Regions from separate parts of the Mus musculus genome. Here regions 2, 3 and 4 are each linked to region 1. The links are chromatin loops, found by intact Hi-C in ENCODE. Cell type or tissue: heart. All regions are shown on one strand. Region 1 holds the start of Fermt2 (fermitin family member 2). Region 2 overlaps Fermt2 (fermitin family member 2). Region 3 has its middle 5.3 kb from the start of Gm34250. Region 4 overlaps Fermt2 (fermitin family member 2).

The links. Peaks named below come from ENCODE experiments on the same cell type or tissue, not always from the same donor. Only the 100,000 strongest peaks of a DNase experiment are listed, where the experiment ranks them.
Region 2: a loop joins it to region 1, with 2.8 times the contacts of the local background. A loop is called at or near these places in 15 of 42 quality-filtered maps.
Region 3: a loop joins it to region 1, with 2.9 times the contacts of the local background. A loop is called at or near these places in 13 of 42 quality-filtered maps.
Region 4: a loop joins it to region 1, with 2.4 times the contacts of the local background. A loop is called at or near these places in 13 of 42 quality-filtered maps.

Annotation. Positions count from the first base shown.
Region 1 is chr14:45,526,076-45,534,075 of GRCm38, reverse strand. It overlaps Fermt2 (fermitin family member 2), which reads left to right and starts at 4,011. Exons shown (of 15, transcript NM_146054.3): 1 at 4,011-4,142; 2 at 4,485-4,651. The coding sequence starts at 4,495. Gm46452 (a long non-coding RNA gene) reads right to left here and starts at 3,854. Exons shown (of 3, transcript XR_001781252.2): 1 at 3,520-3,854; 2 at 771-903. In heart, a CTCF peak has its summit at 4,406; DNase peaks (open chromatin) are centred at 3,855, 4,475 and 5,025; H3K4me3 peaks cover 4,403 bases; H3K27ac peaks cover 3,154 bases.
Region 2 is chr14:45,460,045-45,468,044 of GRCm38, reverse strand. Fermt2 (fermitin family member 2) reads left to right here. Exons shown (of 15, transcript NM_146054.3): 10 at 583-707; 11 at 2,855-2,961; 12 at 3,100-3,321; 13 at 5,805-5,929; 14 at 6,137-6,278. Among named protein-coding and RNA genes, the nearest start is that of Gm34250, 17 kb to the right of the region's middle. In heart, no CTCF peak of the experiment used is centred here; a DNase peak (open chromatin) is centred at 4,204; H3K4me3 peaks cover 594 bases; H3K27ac peaks cover 2,256 bases.
Region 3 is chr14:45,448,403-45,456,402 of GRCm38, reverse strand. No RefSeq gene overlaps it. Among named protein-coding and RNA genes, the nearest start is that of Gm34250, 5.3 kb to the right of the region's middle. In heart, no CTCF peak of the experiment used is centred here; DNase peaks (open chromatin) are centred at 532, 3,442, 4,042 and 5,142; H3K27ac peaks cover 5,417 bases.
Region 4 is chr14:45,474,503-45,482,502 of GRCm38, reverse strand. Fermt2 (fermitin family member 2) reads left to right here. Exons shown (of 15, transcript NM_146054.3): 4 at 1-71; 5 at 6,390-6,615; 6 at 6,828-6,930. Among named protein-coding and RNA genes, the nearest start is that of Gm34250, 31 kb to the right of the region's middle. In heart, no CTCF peak of the experiment used is centred here; DNase peaks (open chromatin) are centred at 2,812 and 4,652; H3K27ac peaks cover 763 bases.

The sequences.
Region 1 (8,000 bases):
CAATGACAACTATGCTGTTAGAAGTGTGTGTGAACCTTGGGTATTCCTGTCAAAGTTCAAACTGGTGCTCAAACACTCAAACTCTTCTTTCTTTCTTTTTTGGTTTTCGATTTTCAGAGACAGGATTTCTCCACGTAGCCCTTACTGTCTGGAACTCACTCTGTAGTCCAGGCTGGCCTCAAACTCAAAGACTTGCCTGCCATGATTACCTTAAAAAAATTAAAAACAACAACAACCCCCCACCCCCACCCCTGAAAACAGTAAATGCAAGGACTGCATGTTTCTTGGCATGGTTACCTCAGAGTCTTTCGTTTGTTCTGTTTTGAAAGCTTAAATATTTGGTCTTTCATGTCCCCCTTACCCCTCTCCCCACCTCCTCTCCCACCTCACAGAGACTAGACACTTATAACAAAACAGTGGCCGTGGAACCTTCTTCTCACCCTACTTTTCTGGATTTCTGCCTCCTTGGTAGTGTTCATCCCTGGCAATCTGCTTACCTGGTATTCCACAGAAATAATTCATTGTATTTCATCTTGCTGACTTCATTTAAAATTCAAGCCCCATCTTACATATTCATGCTTGAAACCTCTTTCCTTTAAACCCCATGATTGTGGTTTGTATTCATCTTTTAAAATAACTTTTAAAGCACACCATAAGTAGGTCCAGAGAAAGAGCTGAAGTCAACCTGAGGATTCCCAAGCCCAGGGCTGGATCTGGTGACAGATCTGTGAGGTATCATTTGGTCTAAATCTAAGCCTACTGCTTGGTACCTTATTTGGATATTGCTTTCAAAGCCTGAGCTGTTCTTCCAAACACTGGAGTTCTCGGCTCCTTTTCGGCATGATGTAAGTCCCACAAGTATTGAGTTGTCTTAGAGGTTCTAGCGGGGGTTCAGATAAGAGCCTGCATTTAAATACATTAGAAAATATTAGGTAGAAGCAAATATTTAACAAATGCACTTGAAGATCTCACTTGATGAACTAGAAGGAGGAAAATATCCTGGTTTCAAAGGTTTGAGTTTTGGCTCCTCTTTAATCTTCAAAGCAGCAACAGCTTGAAATACTCAAAGCCAAGGCCTGAAAGAACAGGCTGCACCCACCCTAATTATTCTTCCAAAGGTATTTAACCAAGGGTCTCTGCCTCCCGGTGCTCAATACCACTCAAACATCCTACTGGCTTTTTAAGGCAGCATAAAGTCCCTTGCAAAACTATAATTTAAGTAGGGCAGTTATTTACAATATTAAAACCCCTCCCACCAATAATTGTAGGGAACATTTACTGAAGTAGATTAAAGAAACACGGTTGCCCGAGTGGCAGACGCTATAGTGGTTGTTCAGAAAGTAGCTCACTTGGAAATAGCTAGAATGTGGAAGCTGGGGCTTAAGAGGCTATGAACCACCACACTTGGCTTCAACAAGTTTGTCTGAGGAAAAGGAATATTCAGAACGGATATTTTTGGTGCTAAGGCATGTTAGAGAAACTCTGGGCTTACTGGAACACATGCGCAGGTCATTAGGAATAAGTCTGGGCCTCATTCCTCATTTCATTTCAAGTATTTACCCCACCCTTCTAAGACTCAAACACATACACATCGTTTTCTTGTTTTGAGCCACTTTTAACGCCTGCTACCTCCTAGCTTATGCCTCCTTTTATATTGCCACAGATCTTTTGGAGATAAGGTGAGGGAAAAAACAGATGAGGTGAATAACAGACGTGTAAATTTTCATGAAATCTCTTTAATAAAGAGATTTCTCCATTGGGATAGACCCCTGATTCTTTGATATTTGTTTTTAATTGGTACCAGTATATTTTCTATAGCTTTTGTACCAACCTATTTGTAAATGTATACATAACATAAATGTATAGTTAACTTTGGGGATGCTAACACACACACACACACACACACACACACGGGAAAAAAGTGACAATCCAGCTCACGAATCTGGTAGCTGCTGTGGCCAGTCTGTCCACCGCACAGAGACGGATTATGGCAGGGAATGCAATTCTTAGTGGTGCCAGAAAAGTCCAGGATGTGGCAGGTTTGAGTTAGTTAGAAAAAGAAAGACTAAAACCAACCAATCAAAAGAAAACCTCTCTTGACCACATCACCCAATAACTAACATTTGGGGAATTTCCTTCTAGTCTTTTTTCAATCTAAATATTTAAAAATGGGTGTGTTCTTTCTTTCTTTCTTTCTTTCTTAATTTTTTTTTTTTTTCTTTTTCAAGACAGGGTTTCTCTATATAGCCCTGGCTGTCCTGGAACTCACTTTGTAGACCAGGCTGGCCTCGAACTCTGAAATCCGCCTGCCTCTGCCTACTGAGTGCTGGGATTAAAGGCGGGTGCCACCACGCCCGGCTATGAGTGCGTTCTTGATTTTACAGAGGCACGTACAGTTTTCTACAGATTTTTGTTTGCTTGCCTTTTTGAGACAGAGTCTCTCTAATAGCCCAGGCTGTCGTGGAACTAACTAGGTAGGACAGGCTGGCCTTGAACTCAGAAAGACCTGCCTGCCTCTGCCTCCTGGGCGCTAGGATTAAAGACATGCTCCACTATGCCTGGTCTGTACAGATTTTTTTTAACCCAAGCAACTAATTCTCTACATTATTAAAAATATTCTCCTATGTATTTTCCAACAACATAATTTCATCAACACTGTTTCCACCCTGAACAACATTGCTTCTAAGTAAACCACCCACAACGTCTCAGAGTAGAAATAACTGGAGAGAGGCAAGCTTGGAGAAGTGCATCAGTTTCTCCATGATGACTGGCTAGTGTTAGCAGAGTGGTTTCCCTTTTTTTTTTTTTTCCACTCCCAAACCTCTGGCATTTGACTCGAGTTTTCCTGCTTTCACTCCCTTACGGGTGTCCACCCCTTTCTGCAGGCTGTGCTTTTTTCTTTTGCTGTTGTGTTGATGAACAAAGGGTTATTTGCGCGGTAGGCTCCCCTTTGAAGTGTCTAGGGCAGTTCACGAAGTCCAAGACACTTTTTAAAAACCAAGATCCTTTACAGTATCTTATCGGACTCTCCTGGACTTAAATAAATTGCTAGAAGAGGCAACCCCTGGCTTGCTGATTCTGAACAGTTCCCTTCAACAGAGTGTAATAGTTAATGGGAACGTGGAAGTGGGCCTTCGGGGACCTTTCTTCGTCACTAGTCAAAGTCTTTAACAGCTCAACATCAGTTCAAAACTACTTAAATGTCTTGGAAGTGTGTGGGAGGGTAAGGAAGAGAATGTGCGTGCATTCAAAATACTGAGTCCTCTAAGTTGCGGAGGAAAAGTCCCAAGTACGCGCCAACAGTTGGCGTGGGTGGAGAAGGGGTCTCGGGGAAACCACTGCCCTCCTGGGGTGGGGTGGGGAGGTCCCCCTTTTCCAGCCGGAGCGCATGAGCCAAGCTTTTGCGTCTGGCAGGCACTTGGGTTCCAGGGGTTAATAATGCTCGCCGACTCTCATGAGTCCAGCAGGAGCCGCAGATTGGTGCGGAACCCTGCTTGCCAGGCAACTTTTGTGGCTCACCGCCCCTCTGTGTCCTTTCTCCTACTTTTGTGGGATGTTCAAGGCAGACATCGTAAAGTTTCTGCATCCCAACTTCTCTTCCTAGCTCCCCGGCGCGGTGCCTTCGCGCCCGGGTTCCCCGCACACGTCCCGGGGCCTGGGAACTTCCCGAGGCAGCTTCTCACGCATGAACCCCGGGGACCCCGCTGCAGGCGCCGCCTCAGCCCCGCGAGCCCCCGCCCCCCACCCCAGCTCCGCAGCCGAGAGCCCGGATGTTGGATTCCATCCCTGCGCCTGGTCCTTCATTTCCATAAAAGGGCAGCGCTCCGCAGGGCCGAGATTGCGGCCGCCGCCTCCCCCCGCAGCGCTCCCCCGAGGCGCGCACCGCCCCGGCCCCACCAGAGCGCGCGCCGCCTCCTCTCCCCCGCGGGAGCGCGGTCAGAGAAGAGCCAGAGAGGAGGGGGCGGAGGCCGGCTGCGGGCGGTGCTGCGGGGCGGGGGCCGGGGCGGGGAGAGGGGGTGGGGCGGGGGCCGCGGTGCCGGGACTCCATTAGCAGCGGCGCGAGGCTTCGCTTTCCTCCCGAGCAGCGACGCGGGTGCCGCCAGCCTCGCCTGTTGCCTCGGGAGCCCGGCGGGAGGAGCGCGGTGAGGGGCGCAGCGGAGGACGGGGCGCGGGGAGGACGCCGCGGGAGGAGCGGAGCGCGCGCCGGCGCGGCGCGGTCTCCCCGGCCGGGTGGGGAGGCGCGGGGCGGTCCGGGCGCAGCGGCGGCGGCGGCAGGTGAAGGCGCCCAAGTCCGCTAGGCGGGCGCGGCGGGCGGAGGCCACGGTCTGGGTGCCGAGTCGCCCGCGCTCGCGCCCTTGGTTGTGCGCGCGTAGCCGCAGCTCCTCCGCCTTCTCCCTCGCAGCGGCCGGCGCCGCGGACTCGGTGGGGTTTGTCTTCCTTTGGGGGAGTGACGCTGACGAGAGCCATTTCCTCCGCGCTCGCAGGAAGGGAGCCATGGCTCTGGACGGGATAAGGATGCCAGATGGCTGCTACGCGGACGGGACGTGGGAACTGAGCGTCCATGTCACGGACCTGAACCGTGATGTCACTCTGAGAGTGACCGGGGAGGTGCACATCGGAGGGGTGATGCTGAAGTTGGTGGAAAAACTCGGTGAGTAGCACCCCGATGCCTCCAATAAAGACTTCCCAGAATGAGAGGAGGGGGTGGGGAGGGAAGACGGCGGGGGGAGGGGTAGAATTGGGAGATCCTAGCTCCTGGCGTGTGCTGCGCTTAAAATGCGAAATTTGTTAACGTTAGGGCGCATAGACGTGCTCCCCTCTGCGTCCTGCTTGTTATTTTGATTTTTACATAAGGTAGTGAGTGATTCGAACCTACCAAATGCTTAACTGCGGATTCCCGGGACGACTTGTTGAAAGTAACGAGGAGAGAGAGTATGCAGGTGAAAGTTGTGAATGTGGTATTACGGGTCTGTAGGTGTTCCCACCTCTTATCCTCATGGAACCTGGATGTTGATGGTGGTGTTTATTGGGGAGAGTGTACAGTCAGCCCGGTCTGGAGAATGTGCACTGGTGTTGGTCGGTATGAAGTTTCAGTAGCTGTACTACGTGATGGAGTGCCCTGAAATGTTCCACTCGTCCGCTCTTGCGAGGGGTGGGGCAGTGCTTGACAAACTTGGTATCTGTATTCTGAGTTGGAAGTAAGCTATCAGGAGCATTAAGAAGCCAACGAAAGAACTTATTTTTTATTTTTTGTTTTTTTTTTGTGTGTGTGTGTGTGTGTTTTGTTTTTTTAAAGCAGACACTAAACTGAGTTGAAGATGACAGTATTTGAGTGCACATAGATACTGCATTGATTCGGACTTGATTGTAAGGAAGGGCTATCACCCAGGATATTCGAGAAAACTGCACTCCACATTTTGTGATAAGGCAAACCATTTTTCACCTGGCAGATTGACCAGACTAGATAAGATGGGTGATTTTATCCGGAGAGCGTTTATCAGAGCAGCAGCTTTCTGGCCTGTAAAATGCTTGCTGCTTTGTATAATGAAGTGATAAGGTGTTTTGTGTGGGGATGTCTTTTGTGGCAGGGTTAGTTGGTTTTAATCAGCATTCATGTCTCAGGCCATCCTGGAAAAGTAATGAATATTCGTTTCTCAGAAAAAGTATTTCTTACCAAAGGGGAGGGGGAACTGCATATTTACCATATAACGTAAATGAAATAGAAGTTTGATATAATTTGGGAATTAGACTGAATTCATTTATTAGGTGACTCTGCTTTATGCCCCTGGAGGGAACTTTATTGTTGGAGGACTAAAGAGGAGTTAATTGCAGGGGGCCCTTCTTAGTACTGTCCATTGATTGACTCCCAGAGATAGCCCAAGAACGAGCCCCCAAGGGGCCCTTTAAGAATTCAGTTTTGCTGCTTTAATCAAGTAACTGTCAGTTTACGTTTGGTTTTTTGTTTGTTTGTTTGTTTTTTGAGTCAAGTAAATCACTGTTTGCAAAATATTTACCAACCTTTTTTGAACAGTTCCACTTGAGGATGAAAACTATCCCATATGGTTCCTGTTTGACAAGGAAACAGTCATTTGTATCAGATTGTCTTATGCGTGATAAGTGGACCTTATTAATACATTATAGCTTTTCCTTATTTTAGTTAGTTTTTGGTTTTGTTATCTCAAGCAAGAGTCTCACTCTGTAGCTCTGGCTGGCCTTGAACTTGCTATGTAGACCAGACTCACAGAGATCTGCCTGCTCTGTCTCTTGAGTTCTGGGATTAAACGGGTGTCTTCCTCATGGCCAGCTCTTCAGAGTAATTTTTTTTTTTAAGCAGTGCAATAAAAGATCTGTCAAGGGTGACTTAGACAAGTTGGGATTCTAAAAAACAAAACAAAACAAAACAAAACAAAACCAAGCTTTAATGAATAAATAATGATTTCTACTGTATTTACATCACTGATTGACTGTTATGAAATCACAATTATAAATAGAATTGTTGGGGGTGAGCTGTTTGTAGACAGGATTGATGTTATTTTTGAGTAACTATCTTACCAATGCTGATGCTGGTTAATTACATAGAACAGTGGGGGCAGGAATGGCTTTGCACCTGGGAATTCTGTACCTGTCTTTGGTGGCACCAGTCCTCTTGAGTTTTAAGTCCCAAATGGAGGAGGCATTTTTCAGCAAACTTCTGACAAGTACACAGAGTGGGGTACCATTTAAAATGTCCACAGCTCAGACCAGTCAAATTAGAAAGGAATTTTGTAGTTTTTCAGGTTTGTCTTAACATTGGGATGGGCTGCCTTCTAAAGCCCTGCGTGTTGTCATCAGCAAAGGGATTAAAGGGCACTTGTCAATAGTGGCCGACTAGATCAAAGCAGCCTACAGGGGTAAGAGGTGGAGGTTGGTTTAGGGTTGAGATGGGACAGTGTCTGGTTTCTTCAGAGTGAACAGCAGTAGTGGGCATGTAGCTGGCCACGGAGCAGTTAGTAACACTATACTGCAGGCAGTTTTCACTTGTATGTTCAGGTGCCCACTGTCTATAGAATAACCGTTTCAACTTCACTGGAGGGTATATGATTAGCAAAGGCCTTATGATTCAAAGCTGTCTTTACCTACAGCATCCACAGCACCCTGGGATTCCCTAGAGTTTAATAGATCCCAGGTTGACCCCCCCTACCCCCACCCCCATGCATGTGGAAGCTCTGGAATGAGGGTACTTTTGCTGTGCTTGGGTTCTCAAAGATGCAGGTGAGCAGAAAAGGGGGCAGCCATTGTGTACAGTAGGTTTTATTGTACAGCCACAGTGTTCCTCCTAGAACAAACGAAGTCAGAAGCGTTAATGATGCCTGCTTGTCGTATGTCAGCAGTACCTTTGTATTTTGTTGAAGTCTTTTATAAAGAACATTTGCATTTCAGGGACTGTTATTAAAACCTGATTCTCAGATTTATTACTTTAATTCCAACATCTGAAAAGTCTCTTACATCTTAGTGTGGAGCACATTTGTCATTCTGCTTTAGGCCTGTAAAAGAAAACAAGAAATATATGCTGTGAAGGCGATATGGGCTTTAGGGACTTACAGCTTGATGAAACAAACTTATGATTGGCCCTGTGTAGGCTGATCATAGACGGTCTCTTTGCTGTACACCTCGGTGTATGTGAAAAATGGTTTTCTCCTCCTTCTTTAAAAGCCATATGGAGCACTTCAAACAGGGGCTTTACATTTACTGCAATCTTTTTTATTAAAAGTAAAATGTTAGTGGCCAGCTGTGGTGGCGCACACCTTTAATCCCAGCATTCAGGAGGCAGAGACAGGTGGATCTCTGAGTTTGAGGCCAGCCTGGTCTACAGAGTGAACTCCAGGATAACCAAGGCTATAGAGAGAAACCCTGCCTCAAAAAAAAAAAAAAAAAAAATTTAAATGTGCATAGTTTAAAGTGTTTCTTTAAATTGTGTATAAATGGTACTGTTATATAAGGATAATTTCATACAAGTATAT
Region 2 (8,000 bases), 66 kb after region 1:
GAGACAAAGATGCAGTGCCCACTGCCCACTGTCCTGTGCTGTGCAACTGTTGCAGCATAATATCACAGCTCACAGTGTACAGCACTTACAACAGCAAGATTTCCAAATGCCACTGTCCCCACCCTCTTCCTTTTCCACACCTTGCATCTACCTGTACCCTCACTAGGTCACCTTCTGTGTGTGGCACTGGAGTGGCGTGTTTGTGTCAGGATTAGACTCCCCTTCCCTGCGTTCACACTGAGGACGTAGGATGCTTGGGCTTCAGCAGCAGTAATGCTGCGGACGGACGCCACTGCCTCTGCAGGCTGTTGGTGCACATGGACCTTTGCAAACTTTAAGTGAGAAGTGGGGGCCGTGGGGGCTGTGGGCTCTCCACCCTCTCGCTGACTGGTGTGGTGGAATAGACTGAGAAGGGAGAGCACACCAGCAGCCTGGACCAGGAAGAAAACGGCCAAAGGGAGATGACTTCAGCCTGTGAAATTGGCCTTGTGTTTTTCAACACTTGAGACATGTAACTGCTAAAGCATAGCGCTGGCAACGTTACTTCAGAGTAGTTATTGTCTCCATTCTGTTGACTTACAGGCCGAAGAAGCTGACTTTAAAGGGGTACAAGCAGTACTGGTGCACTTTCAAAGACACGTCCATCTCCTGCTACAAGAGCCGAGAAGAGTCCAGTGGTACACCTGCTCATCAGCTGAACCTCAGAGGTAGGGGGCCCTCGTGACCTCTGGAACTCTGTCAGTGAATGTCCTTCAGTAAATGTCACTTGCCAGCACCTGCCTGGCACTTTCTTTACACCTTTCAGGTTTTTAAAGGTTTTTGGTTCTCCAGTTTGGTATTGAATCGCGTGTGGATATTTTGTTACATTCTGTGGGCCGACTGGAGCTGAAGTATTTTTGTCACTTTTTTAATCTTGAGCATTAAGCACATTAGAGTGCCCTCATTTCCAGCCTCCTGGTTATCACGTGTGCATTTCTGGTTTCTCCTTTGGTCGTTAGCTTCCTGCTTGCTCTTTGCCTCTGATCATAGGCTGGTTCTGGTCAGCCTGCTTAACCTCACTTTCCACAGCCACAGCCTCTTTAGGGATGAGGGCCCGATCTCCCTCTTCCTCATCCAGGTGTTTTTGGAGGTGGGGTTGTTGTTGTTGTGGCCCTGGTTGTCCTGGACTAGGCTGGCCTCAAACTCTCAGAGATCCACCTGCCTCTGACTCCCTAGTGCTGGAATTAAAGGTGTGCACCACCACTAACCACCGACCCCCCATCCACTCTTTTTTTTTTTTTTTTTTTTTGGTTTTTCGAGACAGGGTTTCTCTGTGTAGCCCTGGCTATCCTGGAACTCACTGTAGACCAGGCTGGCCTTGGACTCAGAAATTTGCCTGCCTCTGCCTCCCGAGTGCTGGGATTACAGGCATGCGCCACCACGCCCGGCCCCATCCACTTTTTTATCCTTACTTTGTGCTCTCCCCTAGGCAAGCACAGGATGTCTCTGTTAGGCTCCTAGCTGCCATCTTGAGTCTCCCTTCCCTTGTCAGAGCTGGCTGAGATGTAGGTCCTGGAGCTGAAGGGGCGTGCCCCCTTACAGAGCACCTGCAGCCTGAGCCACACCTTGGTACCCGCTCAGCTGTTAGCTCTGCTTTTTTACTTAATATTTTTAAAAGCTTTATCTCGTTTTTAAGTGTGCTTGTATGTGTGCATATGTTTGTATGTCTGTCTGTCTGTCTGTCTGTCTGTCTGTCTGTCTGTCTGTCTGTGTGTGTGTGTGTACAGGTAAGAGGGTATCAGATCCACTGGAGCTAAAATAAGAGGTGGCTGTAACTGAGCTCCTGCTGAGCTCCGCCTCCTCCAGCCCCTAGCTCAGTCTGTTCATTCTGGCCTATGGATGCAGCTACAGGTTCATTTGCCGACTTGGTGGCCTCTGTCACTTCTTCCCTTCTTGCTCCTGATGGCTGCACAGGCTCGGGTAGAAGGACACTTACTTCTCCATCTGGGGACTGGGTGGCACTCAGTGGTAGTGTGTGAGACCCTGAGTGCAGTTCCCAGTACCCTGCAGTGATGGTTTAGAAAAGGCCATGGGGGAGGAGGTGGTGAGAATGCCATGGGGTAAATGGGGTCCGACTCGAGATGCAGAGAGGGATCCTAATAGAACTCACGGGAAAGTGTGCGCTGCAGTGCGCTCTAGGCCCTGGTTCCCCTTGCACACACAGTAAGTGGGCCTGTGGAGCAGAGACAGGCGCTGGTAGAAACTCCCCAGTGGGTGCAGTTGGGCAGAAATGGGGATAAGGTGATTGGAACATAAAACAGGGTTTAGGGAGAGAGAAGCTTGGATGTGGGGAATGGATGAGGAGACCTGTGCTACAGGTGCTAATGTGATGGTTGCTTGCATGGTAAATGTAACCACTCAGCGTGGTTGGTTCTGATACGACAAGAGAAAACTCCCTGGTTCAGTTCTTGATATTTTTTAAGGACTGTTGACAGAACTTATGTATCCTCACACATTTATTTTAACTTCACCACATCACTTCTCCCTTATTTGAAAAGTTCCACAAAAGGCCTTATAAGGTGACTATATGTAGTATTTTTCCTAGAAAGACTAGGACTCTACCTAAAGTGCCCTTTCTTTCTTTCTTTTAATGGTTTAAACACTTCCCTGGAGGTAGAGCTGAGTCCAGGTCTGCATTTCCCAATCCTTGCTCTGCGCCCACTTGAGTGCCAAAGCTGGAGTAAGCCCCCTTCCACCGAATAGGGGTGTTCTTAAAATGGGCACAGTTCAGCAGAGTCAGACCTCAGAGAATGAAGCTACTGTGTGGGCTCAGGATTTCTTTTATGCATTTCTGTAATTAAATTTATTTTTCTAGGATGTGAAGTTACTCCGGATGTAAACATTTCAGGCCAGAAATTTAACATAAAACTCCTAATTCCGGTAGCAGAGGGCATGAATGAGATCTGGCTTCGCTGTGATAACGTAAGTTTTCCAATTAACACATAAACCTTACCTTTCTGACTCCTAAGTGTGTTGGCCCGCTGACCCTACATTCTGTACCTGGGTCCTAGACACCGTGTGCCTTCATCTCTCAGTCTGAAACAGTTTTGCTTTCCACAGGAGAAGCAGTACGCGCACTGGATGGCAGCTTGCAGGTTAGCCTCCAAAGGCAAGACCATGGCAGACAGTTCTTACAACCTGGAAGTTCAGAACATTCTTTCCTTCCTGAAAATGCAGCATCTGAACCCAGACCCCCAGCTGATCCCTGACCAGATCACAACCGACGTCAACCCCGAGTGTCTGGTGTCCCCGCGGTACCTGAAGAAGTATAAGAGCAAACAGGTACTTCATCCTGCCTAACCTGCTGGGTGTCGCTTTGTGCTCCTGCTTTAAACGCTGCTCCTCCTGTTAAATGGAAGCTAGCACCAGCTTGGGTAGAATATAAAACAGGAAATAGGGGAGGCGGAGGTCAGCTTAAACTGGTTGTTAGATCGTCTGTAAAGTTAATAGATAAAGCCAGGTTGTTGCTCAGCACAAGGAAATGATTTTCCCTGTGGAAACAGGCGAAAAGCCCAGTCACACATTCAGGTCCTGCCAGAGGGCCTCGTTCTTGGGTTTGCTGAGGAAGATTTTCCACCTTTAGAAATAAACTGTCATGTGGTAGAGATCCTTTACCCCACGTCACTGTCTTAACCGGAGTCAAACCTAATAGAACCTTACCCAGGGTTACAACGTCTTATCAATTTTAACTTAAAATTCACTGCCTTTGTCCACTCTTTAGAACTCCTGTCCTGGAAATTAATACCATAAAAGGTTTGCTATTTGGGCAAATGGCTCTTTGATGCATCACAAAAGGTCCTTTGCGGGGAATTTGACTTGAGAGCCCCCAGGATTCCCTTCCCTGAACAGCACTCCATAAAAGGAAGGATTCAGATTAGGGGGGGGGGGGCAGGGAATGCTTCTAAAATAAATAAATCATTTTTACTGAGTTTAGTTTTTATCTTTCAGAAATAATTTTAAAACATTAAAGGTCCAAACAGAACATTTCCTTCCTTAGATTTTAAACATAACTTTATTAAATGAGTCTGAAACGGTTTCGCTTTGCACAGAAATGTTCAGAACTTTAATCAGAACTTGTCTGTCTGTGCGGTTCAGAGGCCGCTGCGTCAGAGAAGGGACATTGTTTATCCCCCAGTCATAGGCTGTGGGAGTGTGTGCTGAGGAATGGCGGAAGTGCTGCCCCGGGGAGCCCTGTGGAATGCAGCTGAGTTAGGAAGGAAGGACGCACTGACTCCTCACTCAGGGAAGAACTGTGTTCAAAGAGACGGAGTTTCTAAAAATGAACTCCTGCCTTCAGATGGCCTCTGACCTTGGCAGTTTGATTGTTTCCATAGATGTCGGGCATCCAAGATGATAGCTTTCTGTCTTTGAGTTGTAGACAAAAATGTGACCTGGACTCTTCTGTTTGGTGACAGGAGCAGTGTGTGGCCTGTGGTTACGGCCCCTGCGCTCCTCTCAGGAGTCTCTGAGGCTGGGTCTTCACATTGCTGCCCTGTAGCATGAGATTCCCAGGCACGAAGTTCACTGCAGGTGACCCTTGCCAGGGCACAGGACAGTCAGCATAGCTTACGTAGTCTGTGAATATTCGCTAAACTTCCCAGGGTTAGTTTGAGTAAGAATGAGCTTTTAACTATAAATAAAAGAATTGCACTGTAGTCCCTCACTGAAAAGACATCATGCTTGTGTGGCCTTAGCTCCCAGGGCCCTGGATGGCAACCTTTTGTTTCTCCTTCCAGGAAAAAGGATGCAAAAAGCAGATGGTAATTGAAGGCCTGCTGCCTTTGTGCAAATAGAGGACCAGTGTGGCCAGCAAGCTCACAGGCAGCCCTCAGCTCTCTCTGAGGAGAGTGCGTGTGTCCTGTCATCTGACTAAATCGGAAAAGGCTACATAGGCTTTTGACTAGTAACTGTTATTTCGCTACTAAAATACTTAGCTTTACCCTCACTGTAAGACACGTGAGGGAGAAGGAGGGGTTTGCCCTTTGCATTGTCTTCTGTGAGCTTCTGTCTTTAATCTGAGTGACACTTGCTGCAGTGTGGCGCCTCTGCTGTAGCCACATAGACAGCGATGGCCGCTTGCTGTCCCCATTCTCATCCTTCCTTGCGTTTCATTTTCACCTGAGTGCCCTTTCTTTCTGCATGGTTTTCTGCTGGAATTTGGGGTTGCAGGTACCATAGCCTTTTCTTTGCTTCATTGCCATTTCCTGATCGCCTCTTTTTTTTTCCCCCCTTTCTGCTTCCTTTTTCTTTCCTCGCATTGCCATCTACAGCCAGGCTGTGTAAGAGATTTGGTAAGTTCTCTATATGTACAGAGGGAAGGAAAGTAGACACTGAGCAGCCGTAGTCCTAGCCATCTGTCCCCCACCATGGGGGATTCACCCTAAAGCAAGTACTGGTAAATGCAACCAGAGCGGTCCTGTTTGGTTGCCATGGAAACGTGATGCTCTGCCTCCTGGTGTTCTGGTTTGCACTGCAGAACTCCAGCCGGCACCTCTGTAGCCATCTGGATGTGTTACTGTGCCATTCATTGCCCACCAGGATCTCTCGGTCCTGGCAGCTCTACACTAGAATCCCAATAATGCCTTGTGTGTGGTACATAAAAACTGAAATTAACATTGGTGCTTTGTTGGGATTCCCAAATGAAGCATTAGATAATTTTTAATTCCAATTCAGCATAATGCTATGGTTGCACATCATTTTTTAATTTTTTTAATAAAAGATAATAATGTCTGGTTATTTAATGAAACATTTAAAATTCTGTTTAGATAACAGCACGGATCTTGGAGGCCCATCAAAATGTAGCCCAGATGAGCCTGATTGAAGCCAAGATGAGATTCATTCAAGCCTGGCAGTCTCTGCCTGAGTTCGGCATCACACACTTCATTGCGAGGTCAGTGCGCTGCTGTGGTCTGTGTGTTCAGTTTGTCCGCCTCGTTGGCTTAGATCTTCACCATTGAAGGCAGGGCTGCTTAGACTACACTAACCTCTTCTACACCAAAACTTAATGCTATTATTATGTCTTATAATAGTTGCATTGTTTTTAGGGTTAGAGAAAATCCCTTCCCCCGTTCTGAGTGGTGTTTCTTCAATATTACAGGTTTCAAGGCGGCAAGAGAGAAGAACTTATTGGAATTGCATACAACAGGTTGATTCGGATGGACGCCAGCACAGGTGACGCCATCAAAACCTGGCGGTTCAGCAACATGAAGCAGTGGAATGTCAACTGGGAGATCAAGATGGTGAGCTAGCACGAACGCCCCTCAGGTGTCACTCAGTGCAGATAGCCTGAGGGCGTAGTTCAGGGTCTGGGTTTGATCCCCAGGACTAAGACAAAAGGTAGATTTTGAAGATTGGATTTTGTGACATGATTTGGTTGTGGTATTTGGCACCCCATTAACTGCTAAGGCTGCTTAGGTTATCAGGCTAGTGAAGTTTAGTGTCTGCTCTCTCCTCTCATACTGGGTGGAGCAGACGGCATTTCCTGATGAAGAAAGACAGCCTTCCTTCTGCCAAGGCTGTCCGAGTAGCTCTGTTCCCATGCTAGAATCTTCAAGTAAGCTTTTAAAGGCCACCATTGGATAGCCAAGCTGTAAGACCCTATCCCCATCCCAGTGAGACCCTGCATAGGGTAGTCTATTTACAGATAATCAGAGTAGAGATGGCTCCAAAGCTGAGAGCTGTTGTTACTCCTCCAGAGAACTAAGGTTCATGTTAGCACCCACAGGCATGGAGGTTCACAACCTCCTGCAACTCTTATTTCCTGGGAATCTGATACTCTCATCTGGCCTTGCAGACATACATGCAGACACAACACATGTACTCGTAAAATACATACATACATATGTATGTATATATATATGTGTGTGTATGTGTGTGTGTGTATGTATACATATATATACAGAGAGAGAGAGAGAGAGAGAGAGAGAGAGAGAGAGAGAGAGAGAGAGAGAGAATAGCCTGGGCTACAAAATACAGAAGACTCTCTAAAAATATGGATAGTAAAAAATAATCTTTAAAGTGCAGACCATGTGGTTGGTTACTCATTTCTCACTTGAACTTACCATCCATACTTAAGGATATCTTTCTGTAACAGCTTCTCGAAACAGCAGTCAGAGGTTATGTCCTGTGCCTCCTCTATGGGGTCAGACATGACACTAGACGTTTGCACTTACACTGGCCTCTATGCCTCACCTCAGCCTTCTAAAGCAGGCAGGTTGCCTGGACTTCACAAATGAGGACGCTCCCACTTAGAAGCCTAAGGGCTGCTTAGTGTCCACGCCCACACACTTGATGACTGCCGCAGCAGGGTCTGTAAAACCTGGTGCGCATCCCACTATGTAGCTTGGTGCCCTTTTCTTTGTTACATTGTGATCATATAAAACCGGCTCACTGGCAGGCGATTTTGCTTGGCATATATTGGATACACTGTATTCAGCTGCTATCAGAAATACACATCGGGGGCTGGTGAGATGGCTCAGTGGGTAAGAGTACCCGACTGCTCTTCCAAAGGTCCGGAGTTCAAATCCCAGCAACCACATGGTGGCTCACAACCATCCGTAACGAAATCTGACGCCCTCTTCTGGTGTGTCTGAAGACAGCTACAGTGTACTTACATATAATAAATAAATAAATCTTTAAAAAAAAAAAGAAATACACATCGTTCTGAAATATTTAAGCTTGATACCTAAAGACTACATATTGAAGCGAATGTTAAATAAGACTCAAGAAGTAAGTTTTCTCCCAGGACCTAAAGAGGGCCATTCTCATTAATTGCATCACTAGAGACCACTCGGGACCTTAACGACGTAAACGCCTTGAGAACTTGCAAACGAAAGGGATGTGGGGATGATACACTTTTCTTACTGTTTAGACCTATGACATCACTGACATGATGGCTGTTCCCACGTCCCTGCGGGGTGGAGTACCATAACTTAAAGTCCGGAAGCTTCCGGGGAACTGAC
Region 3 (8,000 bases), 78 kb after region 1:
TGAGACCATTATTTCATGAGATCTAATTATAGTCTCCTGTGGCTTTGCTGCTCAGGCATTATCCACAATACTGCCCCGGGAACTGGACCAGGCTCAATGTTAATTACATTTATGATTACAAACAGCACAGTGAGCCAAACAACTTTGAAGCCATGTCTGAATCAATGTGGCAAATGCATGATAGGAAAACATTCTGAGCACAGAATTCTAATGTCCGGCTTTCTAAAATCGAGTGAAAACACAGACTCCGAATCCTACTGGTAGCTACACAGCCTCTCAGCTTTTTGCCTAGTTACAGACTCAGTGCTCAGAACACTTGGAAGAGTCAAAATGCTCCTGAGAAATAACAAGCAGCCGAGGGAATCAGCTTTGCCAAATAGGACAGTGGGTGAGAGGAGTGTGAACAAAGCAGAAAACACGAGCATGAGAATCCCAGAATAACCCCGCCCAGCTTGTATCGGAACTTTAAAGTTTCAAACACAGAAAGTGTGGGGTCGTGGTGCACACCTGGCATGCCTTGGACCCTAGCACACAGAGGCCAGCCTGGTTGACAATAGTGAGTTCCAAGGCTACATAGTGAGAGCCTGCCTCAAAAAACAAACAAACATCCCACAAACAGCACGACATTGGCAGAGATGATGGAAACACTGCAGTCAAAAGAGACTGGAACCAAGGGTGTAGGGACAGCTACTTGTTTCTGAGATCATCACAAAAGAGTTCCCCAAAGAGCTTGGGCCACAGCCTCGTCTAGCTATGCAGTCATCGAAATCAATTCCAGGTGGACCAAGGACTGAAGTTGGAAAAATGCTCCTGTGATCCGAGTTAAAGAATCCTGGCCTATGTGTCCTACGTGTCACTGTCTGTGAGACAACACAGTGCAGGAAGTATTGAGTGGACAGCAAATCAAAGCTGGAAGAGGAGAGCATTGACTGGAGAGGCCGGAAGATGCCAAGCTTATACAAAGCCAAGCCTTTTCTCAAATCAATCAACAGAGCAGAAAATGTGGAGAAGGTATTTGCATCATATAATTGGCTGGACAAGAGAACCGAGACTATAAACAGATGTGCACACCTGTCTGTGCTCACACAGGCCAATCCAGAGGAAATGCACAAACCCTTAAGGTACTCATTTCACAAGGGAGGAAAGGAAGCCTGAAGTGAAAAGCTGTCCATCTGCACAGGATTCTGGAAAATGGGCGCTTTGTATGTGAAGTGCAGAGGACAGAACCAACCCAGAGGTCCTCGTGTATTAGACACATGCTCTGCTGCTGAGCTACATCCCAGCCACCAATTTTAAAGTAGTCTCTTGCCTGTGGTACTAGTAAAATGGTTAAGATCTGACAGAGTAAAGCGTTACTGGGGTAACAGGATGTTTATCGGTGCAATTATAAACTATAGCGTCCCCAGAAACGGTTGTTGCCATCCTGTGCATTTTAGGCCCTCTCAATTCCACCGTGGATGTGGAGAAACTTAAGTGTGTCCTCGTGCCCACCAGGAAACAGGTTCTAGGGCATGCAGGGCCCTGTGGTGGCACAGGTCTGTAATCCCATCTGCTCAAGAAGCTAAAGCAGGAGAATCACAATGAGCAAATTAGTTAGACCTCGGGGCAAAAAGTCAAAAGGGCTGGGAAACCTGTATGTAATTCTGGCACCAGGGAGGGAGGGAGCAGGATCTGAAGTGTTCAAGACCAGCCTGTGTTAGTGAGTTCAAGGCTAGTCAGTGTGAGCTACCCAGGAGCCTTCCCCACTTCCCGCACCACGTCCCACCGCAGAGTCCTGTGGGCAATATCTAGCACTGAACTAAAAATGATTAAAAAAAAAAAAAAAAAAAGACAGCTCACTACCTAAAGCAGCAAAGACTTGTAAACAAACACACGGAACAGTAGAATGAAGAATGACAGGTTCCACCTTGCAGAAAATACAACTCGCTTTTAAACATGGAGGGCTTGAAACAGTGAAAAATGGCAAATATTTGTCATTGTAGTGGGCAGGCTGTGCTTTGAAATTTTTATTATTATTGAGGAGGCAGGAGCAAGCACATGAAGCTCCTCCTCCCCCTCCTCCTCCCCCTCCTCCCTTACCTGGATTTCAGGATCTAACTGAGGCTGTTAGGCTCATGTGGCAAGCACTTCACCCTACTACACCATTTGGACAACCTCCAAACTACTGAGAGACCATTTTGGGTGCTAATGTCCCATGTGTAACAGTGGTACTAAGTCACTGAAGGCCAGGGGGAGGGAGTGGTCTCAGCAGCAGCCACACTGCTCCTGGATACCTGGTCCCCAATTCTGGCCTCTGCTGCCAAGAGAATCTTTAATTGGTGGGGCTAGCAGGCTTCGGTGGTTTAAGAACAGGGCAAATGAGCCCGGGGCCAGGGCTTCAGTTCTTCAAGGTCCAGTTGACCTTGCTCTGTTTCATACTCAGGATATACCGAGACCCCACGTAAGTCACAGACCCAACTGGGCCAGCAACAGCACAGCCAGCTCCACTGGGAAAGCAAATGCCAAGCTTGCCTCAGCATACAACTGGGCTTGGGAAAACCAGCACAAACCTGCTGGAGCCACATAGCTGAGAAATCCCAGACAGGGCCTGACATCTTCTCCTGGAGCCTCTTACACAGACTGGAGGATAGCAGCCACACTGTGAAGTGCAAATGTCTCCTCTCAGAGCTTGAAACTGCAACTAGATTCCCTGCTTGCTTGCTGTATGGTAAATGGGGCCCATGCCAGCAGCCTGACCTCTTTCACATGCCCCAAATTCTCCCTGAGAAGATGTTTAGAAAGGAAACTGGACAGATGTCTCCTTTCATCTTCACTATTGAAGACACAGTGGTGGAACGGAGACATTTTAAGTGTGTTGTGTTTGGTTTTTTTGTTTAGGCAAACAACATGGGTCTAACAGCCTTTCCTCTAACCCTTAGGAACTGCTTCGGGTCAAATCATGTTGATCTCTGAACAAAAACAATTTCTAAACCTAGGAAGTGTGTTTAGAACCCCTTTGATATCTGGAGCAACTGGGGCAAAAAAACTGAGTCCCAGCAAAGCTTGAGGGTATGGCCTGTGGCAGTAGGTTAGGCTGCCCTGATTTCTGAATGGGGAGAGACAAAACAATGAACTGTTTGCTACCTAGTTAATTGGGTGCTATCTCTAAGGAAGGTCAGGGGTCGACAAAGAAGCCAGTCAGCTCTTTTGGTTCCCATAGAGTTCATTCTCCCAAAGATCTCTGCATTCAGACCCAAGTGTGTCACTGCCGCCAGAGATGGAGGAAGAAACAAGGAGATTTTGTTGATAAATCTTGGGGTGTGCGTGCAGTAGGAGAAGCGGGGAAGCCTGTAGGGCTCCAAAAGAGAAGGTTGCACGCTACGACGCCCTTGACAGCCCCACAGCCGTTAATAACTAACTGCAGCCAGGACAGGAGTGATAAGTGCTCACGAGGCATAGCCCTGGGAAAGCCATGTGACCAAGGGGACACCAAGGGCCCAAGGGAAGCCATGCGGGGGTGGGAGGTGGGGGTGGAGACCAGATGGCAGGAAATAAGAAAATCCAAAGCCCAGGAAATTCTCCCAGGAAAGGGAGAATCTCAAGAAATAACCCTCAAAACCTCAATGAAGGGCTGAGAAAGGAAAAAGAAAGAGAAAAAATTACGGGGAATAATGAGGTCTGTCGAATTATTGAAACAAGGCTAAATTTAGTTGTTTTTGAAGTACAGATGGGAAAACCAGGTTTCCTGGGAGTAGAGCCATTAAAAAAAATCGTCCTGGAGAAGCGAGGCCAATCAGTGATATCCACGTAAGCATCAGGTCTATAGCCCAAGTCAACTTAAATGCCCGGAGTTTTCAGAGGCAGTGGAGGGACATGGAAGAAAACAGCCAGAAAGGCTTTATGACTGAGATACAGGAGCCCAGAGCAAAGGCTTCTATGAGCAAGATGCTGCAGAGGACCAGTGGGAAAGCCAGCTTGCATTTTCAAAGATGCTGTCCACTGAGTCTGAGGGACATGACACTCAGAGCACATCCGGTGAGAGGGCAGAGGGGAAGGAATCACAGCCTGCAGGGAGACAGAGCATCGTGGGAATCTCCCAACAGGAGGAGGGTGTGGGGACCTTAGACCCGGAGCAGCTGTGCCTGTGTGTCCTTTTGCTTAGGGAAACTTCTGAAGTGACTGAGAAAGACCACTGCTGTAAATAAGCCTTCGAAGTCAGCTCTTTCTAGCACATTCCTCTCCCCCTTGCCCACCCCTGCTCCCAAGTTATCTATCCCTGGTTAGTTAATAATGATGCCTACAGCCTGGGCTGGGCAGAAGAGGGGACAGAGTGAAGGTTCTCTGCCTTGGGGTCGCAGGCAGGCAGGATCCAGGAAGAGGAGAGAGGAGGAAAGGAAGAAGTCGCCATGGGGTAGGTGGATGGTGAGGGCTGGCCTATCAGAGCAGGAGTGGCCCAGGCAGAACATGGCAAGTGATATCTCGGAGTTATTGACAGGGGAGTAGACAAAATAGTATAGAGTGTTGATATCTGCCCAACTTTAATGATACATGGCTTATTATAAATCTAAAAGTTGTTAAGCCAGGCAGTGGTGGCGCACACCTTTAATCCCAGCACTTGTGAGGCAGTGGCAAGTGGATTTCTGAGTTCGAGGCCAGCCTGGTCTACAGAGTGAGTTCCAGGACAGCCAGGGCTACAGTGAGAAACCCTGTCTCAAAAAAAATAAAATAAAATAAAAGGTGTTTGTGCCTTTTATTTAGAAACTATATGGTCAAAGTGTGGTAAAAAAAAAAAAAAAAGCCCCAAAATAATATTTACCACAACACATCTCTAAAGAACCCAAACTAGGAAAAAGAGCTCTTGTCACCAGACAGATCTGTTCTCATGACTTCTCAGGAGTCCGACACTGACCACAACTATGAGGTGTACCCCCAAAAAGCATTACTAGCAATTCAGAGTAGCTCATCTGGGAAAGTAGACCACAGGGCCACACAAGGCCAGACCCTCAGGAAGCCAGGCATGCAGAAGTGGCTCGGCACAGACTTCTGGAGGAAGGGAGGGCAGGATCCAGATACAAAGAAAAGGGTTAGCTTGAAGAATGCATGCACGTGACTTGCTTGTAACATCAGCAGAGCTGGGGCTATAGGTTATCTGCCAAGCACTGAGCATGTGCAAGGCCTGGGGCCTGATCCCTGGGGCCAGCTGGGGCCAAAGTGCTCAGGGGAAACAGCATTCAGGCCAGAGGAGTGTGAACAGAGCCTTCAGACTTGAAGGGTTTGGTTTGGTTTGGTTTGGTTTGGTTTGGTTTGGTTTGTTTCTGTTAGCCAATAGGAATTTTTTTTCTTTCTGTTATTTTTAATTCAAAAATCTTAGTCTTCCCCTCCCTGCTGCCTTTTTGAAATCAGGGAACTGTGCCCATTTACATAATGAACAGGTCAGACCTTGTTGTAGACAGGTGCTTCCAACAGAAAATGTAAATTCAAAATAAAAAATCAAACAAGGAAAAAACAACAACAGCAACAAAAAGTAAGGACCATTGGGTTATCCTGTTACGTGTTTTATGCAAAAAGGCCTTCTCACTGGGGGATGGTGAGGCATATGTGCACACCTTTAATCCCAGGCACCCTGGACGCAGAGGCAGGTGGATCTCTGAGGTCAGTGCCAGCCTGGCCAGGGCAGCCAGGGCTACACAGAGAAACCCTGTCTTGAAACGAAACAACAACAACAACAGAAGGCATTCTCATCAGGCATTTACTCTCAGCTAAAGTCTCAAATAGGAGCCCACTACAATTTTTCTAATTTCTTCTCTGATAAAGTGTCCACAAGACTCTCTCACACCCATCTCCACGCATCAGAAAGCTGTGCTTTAATTAAGCAAAAGAATTGTTTTAAGATAATTTTTTAAAGTATCTTTTTGTTGTTGTTTTTTGAGACAGGGTTTCTCTGTGTAGTCCTGGCTGTCCTGGAACTCACTCTGTAGACCAGGCTGGCCTCAAACTCAGAAATCTGCTTGCCTTGCATCCCAAGTGCTGGGATTAGAGGTGTGTGCCACCACTGCCTGGCTAAAAGTATCTTTAAAATATTTAATTTTTTAAAAATTTAAGTCAATTTTTTGGTTTTTAAGAGCGGTGGAGAGTTAGCCTAGGCTGGCTCTCAGGGATCAGTTATTTCTACATCCTGTCAAGAAAAGGCATCACTTGGGGCTGGAGAGATGGCTTAGTGGTTAAGAGCACTGACTGCTCTTCCAGAGGTCCAGAGTTCAAGTCCCAGCAACCACACGGTGGCTCACAACCATCCATAGTGATGCCCTCTGGTGTGTCTCAAGACAGCTACAGTGTACTTACATATAATAATAAATAAATCTTAAAAAAAAAAAAAAGAAGAAGAAGAAGCTGGGCAGTGGTGGCACACACCTTTAATCTCAGCACTCGGAAGGCAGAGGCAGGTGGATTGCTGAGTTCGAGGCCAGCCTGGTCTACAGAGTAAGTTCCAGGACAGCCAGGGATATACAGAGAAGCACCAGACCACAAAAGGAGTTCCAGGTGACCTCACCACCTAAGGAAAGACAGAGGTAAGCTCCTCATGTCCTCTGCATTGTATCTATAACTTTCTTTCCTCAAAAAGCTGGAAAAGGTGTCTGTGGGCCTCACCTGCTGTTTCCCCACTCCTGGGCCACCTGAGCCACTTGTGCTGATGCTCAGCTTGATTTTATCTTCCTGGCTTTGTGACATGGAGGACGAACATCTCATCCCTTCTAAGAGGTCTGGCGTTAGGGGGTGACAGACACGCTGTTTTAATGTGTCCACGTGCAGTGTTGGGTTACTAATGTGAAGTTGTCAGTCTTTGATATTTTAGCCACCCTAATGGGAGGTGTGAAGTGACTCTAATTTGTGTCTCTCTGAAGAGAGAGGATTCTGGGAATCATTTCAGGAGCTTGCTGACTGCCTGTGTGCCTTTCCTTGCGAAGTGACTCACATTTCTGCCCATTCTTGAGAAACTTAGCTCTATTATTGAATTTGCTCTCCAGTGGAAGGAAGGGATTTCTCCATTTGGGAAACGAACCCTGTATTAAGTATGTGTCCATAGCTTCTTTCAGACTGTGGATAGCTTGTTTTTCTTAAAGGAGTTTCTGATAACTAGAAATACTTAATTTTAATTTTTTAAATTTTATTTATTTATTTATTTATTTATTTATTTATTTATTTATTTATTTATTTATTTATTTTTGGTTTTTCGAGACAGGGTTTCTCTGTGTAGCCCTGGCTGTCCTGGAACTCACTCTGAAGATCAGGCTGGCTTTGAACTCAGAAATCTGCCTGCCTCTGCCTCCCAAGTGCTGGGTTTAAAGGCATGTGCACCACTACCTGGCAAAATACTTATTTCTTTTTAATTTATTTTATGTATATGAGTACACTGGAGCTGTCTTCAGACACACCAGAAGAGGGCATCAGATCCCATTACAGATGGTTGTGAGCCACCACGTGGTGGCTGGGAATTGAACTCAGGACCTCTGGAAGAGCACTCAGTGTTCTTAACCACTGAGCCATCTCTCCAGCCTGAAATACTTCATTTTAAAGGTGTATGGTTTATAACCTTTTCTTTTGAGAGTATTATTCTCTACTGGAAATCAGCTGCCTCACTTCAGTTCATGAGAGAGGTCTCTTGTGTCCTCTCTAAAGCTTTGAGGCTTCCCAGTCCAACATCCAGACATGATGGTGCTATCCCAGCTCTGGAGGCTGAAGCCGGATTGTGAGTCTGACACCATCCTGGGCTACATAGCAAGACCCTGTCTCAAAAGAGGAAAAAAAAAAGTTTTATTTCTCTCATTTTAAAGTGTAAGTCCTATTTTAATCTTTGGGAATGATCTAAGGAGTTTGTCAAATGTGTTGTTCTGTTTTGAGGTGGGTATTGTTGATGTTGTTATTTTGACCTATTAGCTTACCTAGCCAGACTAGCCTCTACTCTCAATGTAACCAAGAAAGAACCTTAGCTTCTAATCCTGCTGCCTCTACCTCCCAAGCTC
Region 4 (8,000 bases), 52 kb after region 1:
GAAAAAGCTAGATGACCAGTCTGAAGACGAAGCGCTTGAGCTGGAAGGACCTCTTATCATGCCTGGATCAGGTGAGAACTAGACTCAACAAAGGCAGAGCGTGAGGCTCCTAAACTGTGTCTTCTGTTAAGGGTATGGGCTCAGAGAGGTCAGGAGAGTGGTCCAGCCCCCTCAGCCTCTCTCCTCAGTCACAGAGCTGAGATCCTGCCTGTCATCATATCTCATGTTACTGATGGGGTCAATGAAAAAGGAGCCTGGTTCTTTGATCACAGAGTCTAAAAAAGATACTCTACAGTTGGACTCAGTTATTTAGTTTGCAGAAATTGAAAGCTTTTTTATAGGTAGAATGTGAAAAAAAAAATACTCTTTTGTTGTTACATTAGTACCTAAAACCTTATTTAGTTTCTTAAGACCTTTCTGTGCTCTGCATGTCTTGGTCCCTCTGCATCCCTACCTTTTTCTTCAGGAGTCCTCCCTTTGAGAAGTGTCCTCATATTCCCACTCATCCCTCCCCAAGCTGAACTAGGTATTCTCCTATCTTACGGCTTTCTGTGTTGAGTGAGTTGTATGCTGTAATAATTGTGCATTCCCTGCACAAAGGGAGTCCCTCACCCTCTTTGCTTTAAGCGAAAACCCACTCTGTTTGGCATACATCAGGCAGGTAGGTGATTCTCATCACTGGAAGACTAAATGGGTTAATGGTTCTTTAGTCCTGGACACATCAACATCACGGTTGCCACATTTCCATTGACCACCATTACTTGAGAGCCTTCCCTGCTGCAGATATCTGGACTTGGCTTTGATGTAATTCATTCCTGGCCACTTAAATTATGTCCTGGTGGAGATGAAAGCCAACTCTACTGAGGCACAGAGCTATGCGTTGTCCATAGCTGTGTGATGCAGTTTGGAAACTGGATTCTCATCCCAGCCTTTGAGGTAGCTGGGTAATGACCCACGTTTTAAGGAGGATGGAACTAAGGGGCACAAGAAAGTTAGAAAGGGCTTGTACTGTTAATATTCTGCATTGGCTGGATTCTGAGAAATACAAACAAGACATTTAAAGGAGTTAAACATAGATGCTAAATGAGTTAGAAAACGTGCTAGGAATTCAGAGGCCAATATTACTCATCTCAGGGTATATTCGGTTTTATGGGTTGAGGAATTTCGTTTGTGAATTGTTTGTTTGATTTTTTTGAGACAGCGTCTCTCTATGTAGACCAAGCTATCCTTGAACTCACAGAGACCTACCTGCCTCTCCCTCCTGAGTGCGGGGATTAAAGATGTGGCAGAGGTCAGAATTTTATTGTAAATAGAATGGCAGCAAAGATCATCCTGATAAAATACATTCCTCTTCCATGTGGCTGTGCCTCCATCCTGTGATGGAGGGAGGGAGTTTCTGAGTTCTGTCGGCTACCCTAGGGAGTTATGAAGACAGTTGCAGGAGCTCTAATGGGTAGCCAGGATTAGAAGCCCAGGTGAGCACATGGACAGGCCCTGGCCCTAGAAGTCACCCAGTGTTAACAGATAACAGTGGAAGATCTCTTCCAGAGAAAAGAAGGGATACTTTAGGGCCAGATAATGTCTTCAAAACATATATATATATATATATACACACATGCACACACACGCATGCACACACACGCACATATTCCTTTTTTTCCCACTTTTTTTTATGTAGGGCTAAAAGTATATGTTTAGTGTGTGTCTGCTGGCCAGAGTTCCGAATCCTTTTATATAAGTGTATGTGGGGGGAGGAGTGCATGTGTGTATAGTGCCTGAAGATGCCAAAACACTGGGTCAGATCTCCAGGGTCTGGAGTTACTAGTTGGTGGTTGTGACCCACCCAGCCTGGTGCTGGGAACCAAACTGGGGTCCTCTGAGAACAGTGATAAGATTACTCTTTTAAGCGCTAGGACAAGGCCAGTTGCCAGAGTCGATGCTCACACCTCTGCTCTGCTCACACCTGTGCCCTTGCGCTCTTTGGTAGTTACTGCTCCTTCCTTACTTCAGCGAGTTGGTTCTGGGTTTCAGTTGAGTGGAGCCTTGGTGTAGCTTGGGCTGGAGCTCGCTGTGTACGCCATTCTGACCTCACATACCGCAGTGGTGACACTCAGTCCTCCCTCCTCTGCCTGTAGGCCTGAGCCACCATATCCACTAGGTTTTCTTCTTTGTGTGGGGACAGAGATCACGGTCCACTGTAGTTTAGAATTTATGCTGTTCTCCTCCCCTGCCTAATACTGGTGAATTCCTTTTCACCCAGACTATAGCTGATCTTTATTTCTGGACCGTGCATCATTCTTTAGTCCTTTCCTCAGGCTTGGCCTTTCCAGCAGCTCTGAGTGTCCTAAGGACACCACTGGACAGCTTTACAAGAGACTTTTTAAAATACTTTTTTTTAATTTTGAGATTTATCTTTTTTTTTTTTTTTTTTTTTTTTTTTGGTTTTTTCGAGACAGGGTTTCTCTGTATAGCCCTGGCTGTCCTGGAACTCTGTAGACCAGGCTGGCCTAGAACTCAGAAATCTGCCTGCCTCTGCCTCCCGAGAGCTGGGATTAAAGGCATGCGCCACCACGCCCGGCTGAGATTTATCTTTTATGTGTGGGTGTTTTGCCTGCATGCATGTTTGTGCATACTGTGTGTGAGGTGCTCACGGAGGTCAGAGGAGGTCAGAACCCCTAGATTGGTGTTACAGACAGCTGTGAGCTGCCATGTGGATGCTGGGACTCTACCTGGGTCGCCTGGAAGATCAGTTGGACCCATCTAGCCATCTGCAGTTCCTTTACATCTTTTTAAGAAGGGAAAACCAGGGTTGTGTTGAAAGGTTGCAGCTGTCAAGGGCTACGTTCCTTGACAAGGCAGCTTGTTTTCTGAACAGGACATGCAGAGCCAGTGTGTAACTCGACTCGGTTCTGAGTAATAGTAGCATGAGAAACTCAGGCTGAGTCAGTTGCCTGGGATCAGACACTGTAAAGGAGACAGACGTGAGCTCTGTCAGGTCTGTCCCGAAAGCTAAAGCTCTGACCATGTGGCCACATGCCCCAACCCACTACTGAGGACACAAAAGCCAGAATCTAGCTTTGACTGATTTAAAAAAAAAAAACTTTGATTACAATAAAGAAAAAAACTTCAGTTCCTTAAGGACTCTTTATACCTCGCAGTGTGTGTGTAGTGATCAGCACAGTGTGTGGCCATCCACATTAGAAGCTGCAGCACGGAAGATCTTGTCAGCCTTGAGTACTGGAAGCTGGGAAGCTGAGTGAGCTTTGTAGCCCAGAAACCAATGGTGACTATCAGTGTGCACAGGAAATCCAAGACACAGAAGTGGCTGGAAGTGTCTTCTGAGTCTGAGAGGCACAAGAATAAGCTGTTTATGTAGACATTAGCTGGGGAGGAAGCATTGGGTGAGCTGTCATGGTTTATTATCTAGGCTCTTTTTCTAATAATGACTGTCAGAAGGGCTGGCTGAGCCGTGGTCATTCAGATTGATGTCCCCTTTTAGAACATGCTCTGGTTCTGTAGAAAAATTGGTAGCAAACGAGTCATAAAGAATCTATACAGGCTCTTCCTCTGCATAGCTGTCTAATTTGTAGTGGCAAGAATGTAGCTGTGTATTCTCAATGCAAACAAAGTCATTTTTATTACAGTTATGTGTGCATTTGTGTGTGTGTATAACCTGTATCTGTCAGGTTCCACTCTGCCTGGCCAACAGATATACACATACACTATAAATTCTAACGACTACATCGCTGTCCTTGGCATGAATTCACTATTGCCAGAGTTGGCCTCAGACTCTGGACGGTTCTCCTGTCTTAGAGTCCCCACAGCTGGGGTCAACAGCTATGCACTACCACACAGACTAAAAGCAGTTTTTCAAAGAAAGAACACTTTTACAGTCTAGTGGTTAATTTTCAAAGAAACTTATTATCAGTTTGTTATATAAGTGGAAATGATCTCATTAGAAACTTTTCCTGGGGAAAAAAATCAGAAGGCATCTAGAAAAAAGAAAATCTGGGTTCTACACTAACATTGAATATAGTCAGCATTCTATTTACTAGGAAGATTATTTATGTAGGATGCAATTTTTTCCTATCTGGATCTTGACTATTTTAAGTATCAAAATGCTATTAAACCTATTCTTTAAAAAACTAAAAAAGTATATATTAAGATATTAAATATTCAAATACTAAAGGTTGAAATTTTCTTCAATTTATTTTTTCCAATTAAAGTGAGATTTATGAGAGAGAGAAAGAGAGAGAGAGAAAGATTTCTTCAGTAATATGTTCTAATGAGCTTCATATTTTCTATTACAGAAGTCAGATACTGAATATAATTTCATTATAACAAAGTCAAATAATACAGAAAATAAGCTAGGCTAGTAGTAAAAGTTACTTTTAAACTTATTCTTTGGCTATTCCCTTTCAAGTGCCAGCCATTTCTTTATTTTCTTTCTTTGCAATGTTTGTTATATAAACACAGGCAAATAGGAAAACAAGATAGTTAGTGTTAGCCTTTGAGCTGGACCTGAAGGAATTTGAACTATGCACACCCTCTGACCCTGCGGTGCAACCAGAATTGGGAAATCAGTACAAGAACTATTTACTGAGGCTTCCCTTATCGTGGCACCAAGATTCTAAGCAGTCAGACGCACAAGGCTTGGGAATGGTTTGAGTTGCAGGACGTGAAGGTTGTGTGCAGGCGACCAAGATGGGCTGGTTCCTGGCATGGCTCCACAGCTGCTAGCTCACGACTGTGACCAAGGCCTTCAGCCTCGGGGCTACAGCTTGTTCTCTAGGGAGAAAATAAATTCGTTGGGACACTAAATGAGTTGTCATCCTAGAGCATCCATAAGACAAATTGAAACTGGTATGTAAAATGCAAACTCCAGGAAATTGAAAGCGCAGAGGCCTTGGGCGGGCTCTACTAACATACTTTCTGTATGGGAAACTCCGTAAAGAGTGGTCAGTTTTAGTTTTACTAGGTTCTAAATAATTCTAGTATATTATTTTAGTGGGAAGAAGGTCAATATTTTGACTTTCGTGAAAGGTGTATTTAACAGTTCTTTTAAATAAACAGGTTTCTGCCTAGACGTTAATATTTCCCGTACTGTATTTCTGTGTACTCCTTAGCAGAGTTACTCTCTGCCCAGGTGAGCTGGGGCAGTGGCTCCTGCCTTTGGTGAGTATGGACACATGATTTGAAGTTTGAAAATGATTCCCTAGTGAACAGTACCTCAGGGCTGTGTCCCAGTGTCTGCTTTCAAGGTGGAGGGGAATTCAGGCCTCCTCCCCGTCTCAGCGCTCAGATGGACAGGTTGTTTGAGCACAACACAGAGCACAGGGATACCAGGGCAGATACAGGTGGCTGACAAGATCCGCTTACGTTCAGTGAAAGTCCTTCCATTTCACTGTGACTTCTTAGGTTATCGCTTCTGTGCTCACGGGGTGGGAGGAAGGAGGATTCCTAAGCATGGCCTCCAGTTAGATGACTGGCGGAGAGTGAACAGTTACTATTCTCTCCACGTCCAGTAACCGTGTAACAGCAATTGCACATTTTCTTTTTTAAAATCATGATTATAGCCAAGTTTGAGCCCAGCCTGGACCATGGTATGAGACCCTGTCTGGGGGGGGGGGGGGAACACAGGACAGGACCAAATATAACAGAGTTAAGGCAGATGTTTTTACTCGATGTCTTTGGTCGCCTTAATTATGTTATTCAAGTCAAAGAACATTTACCACTAGCTAATGTGTCTTCTTTATGTGACCTCTACTGTAGCTGTTACTGAGGGTCCTGAGATCAGTGAGGGGATGCCTCTGCCTTTATTAGGTCAGCTGTACATAAACCAAATCAGGGTATGCTTGATTAGAGCATAGCTTCATTTTGCAGTGGACAAAGTGATGGATTTATGTTGAAGCTCCTGAGGTTGTTGACTCGGCTACTTACGAGTCACAACTGGGGCAAGTCTGTTTTCCTTTTTCCCGTTTCTTTTCATTCTTATGTCTTCTAGTGTTGCCTTTCCTTTGCCTTCTGAATTCCTTTCTTTCCTTTCCTATAGGCACCGATGTTCTTTACATTGGCCCTCTGAAAGGTGAGCCTCACCACAATTACACACACAGTGTGTCGGTCTGCGCGCTTCAGCCATAGCCCTAGTTCCTTCAAACTGGCTTTTTCCTCAGAGTTTCTGCCAACTTAATTACACTCTCACGGCTTTGGTACTGTGTGCTCTAATGTACGAGCAGAGTTCTTTTGTGTTTTGAGGCAGGTAAATAATGGACTAAAGCTTTCCTTCCAGATTGAAGCTTGTGGCTCAGTGTGCTTCCTACCGTAGTGTGTGTCCTGACTGCACTAAGATTCTGACCCGCTCCTGACAGCCATCTCTTCTCACTTACTAGGAAGCATATATTCAAGCCCGGGACTTTATAGTAAAACAATGACCCCTACTTACGACGCTCATGATGGAAGCCCTTTGTCACCAACTTCTGCCTGGTTTGGTGACAGTGCCCTGTCAGAAGGCAATCCTGGGATACTTGCTGTCAGTCAGCCAGTAACATCACCAGAAATACTGGCAAAAATGTTCAAGCCTCAAGCTCTTCTTGATAAAGCAAAAACCAACCAAGGGTAAGTTTTGGGTTTTTTGAGACAGGGTGTCTCTTTAGACACCAGGCTGGTTCCAAAGTCAGAGAGAACTGCCTGACTCTGCCTCCTAAGCCCTGGGATTAATTTAAAAAGGCATGCACCAGCAGGCCTGGCCGTGGGTAAGTTTAACTTACACCGTGGGGGATTTGGCGAGCTCGTCTGCAGTGTTCAGTGCTGTTCCTGCTTTGTCCCAGGTGGCTAGATTCCTCAAGATCTCTCATGGAGCAAGATGTGAAGGAGAACGAGGCCTTGCTGCTCCGATTCAAGTACTACAGCTTTTTTGATTTGAATCCAAAGGTACCAAGGACTTAAAGGGCTCTTTCTACTTCTGTTCCTCTTCTCATCTGAGTGTTAAGAAACTATAGCACGTTTTGAATAATACTAAAAAAACTAGACCTTTAGGCAAAGGTATTTGTATTCTGAGTAAATCTGGTATTTTCCTAGGTTGAGACCATTTTTAGACATTTTCTTCTCTTTTGTTAAGGTAATTATATTTTCTTTGTGTGTTTCAAAGGTACTGGTCACTTTAAAAAATTTTATCATCTGCGAGTATGTTGTAAGGCATAGAATAATTTTCTGGGAATAGATAAATGGCTGAGCAGTTAAAAGCACTGCTCTTCAGAGGACCTGGGTTCAATTCCCAGCACCCACATGGCAGCTCACAACTGTCTGTGACTCTTGTTCCAGGGCATCCAATACCTTTACATAAACATACATGTAGGCAAAGCACCATTGTATGTAAGTATTTTTTTAAGATTAAAAAAATACTTTTCTGAAAGATCACTTTTTGTAATTTTTTTTGATGTTTTGTTTTTGTTTGTTTTTTTGTTTGTTTTTTTTGGGGGGGGGTTGGGGTTTTTTTGACTGGCTGATTAGTTGGTTGGTTTTGGGTTTTGGTTTGTTTTTTGAGACAGGGTAGCCCTGGCTATCCTGTGAACTCTATATATAGACAAAGCTGGCTTCAAACTCACAGAGATCTACCCACCTCTCCCTCCCTAGTGCTGGGATTAAAGGTGTGCACCAAGCCTGCTTTGTATTGTCTTACCACCTGCATGGTTATCCTACCTAACAAACTAATAATTTCTGTGACTGGTAAGTCTGCTTTAACTCTTTGCTTTTCTGCTGCAATTTAACTTTGCTCTAAAAATCTGTTTCTCCCCAAGACCAGATGGCATGGAGGTTTGGATTCTTTGGGGAGAGAGGCACTTGGCTCATTGCTTTGTCTTATTATGTCTGAATTATACTCTAGCTAGTACAGCCTTCCTAATGCTTCAATCCTATAATACCATTCCTCACGTTGTGATGACCCCAAACCATAAAATTATTTTTGTTGTTGCTTTGTAACTAATTTTGCTACTGTTATGAAT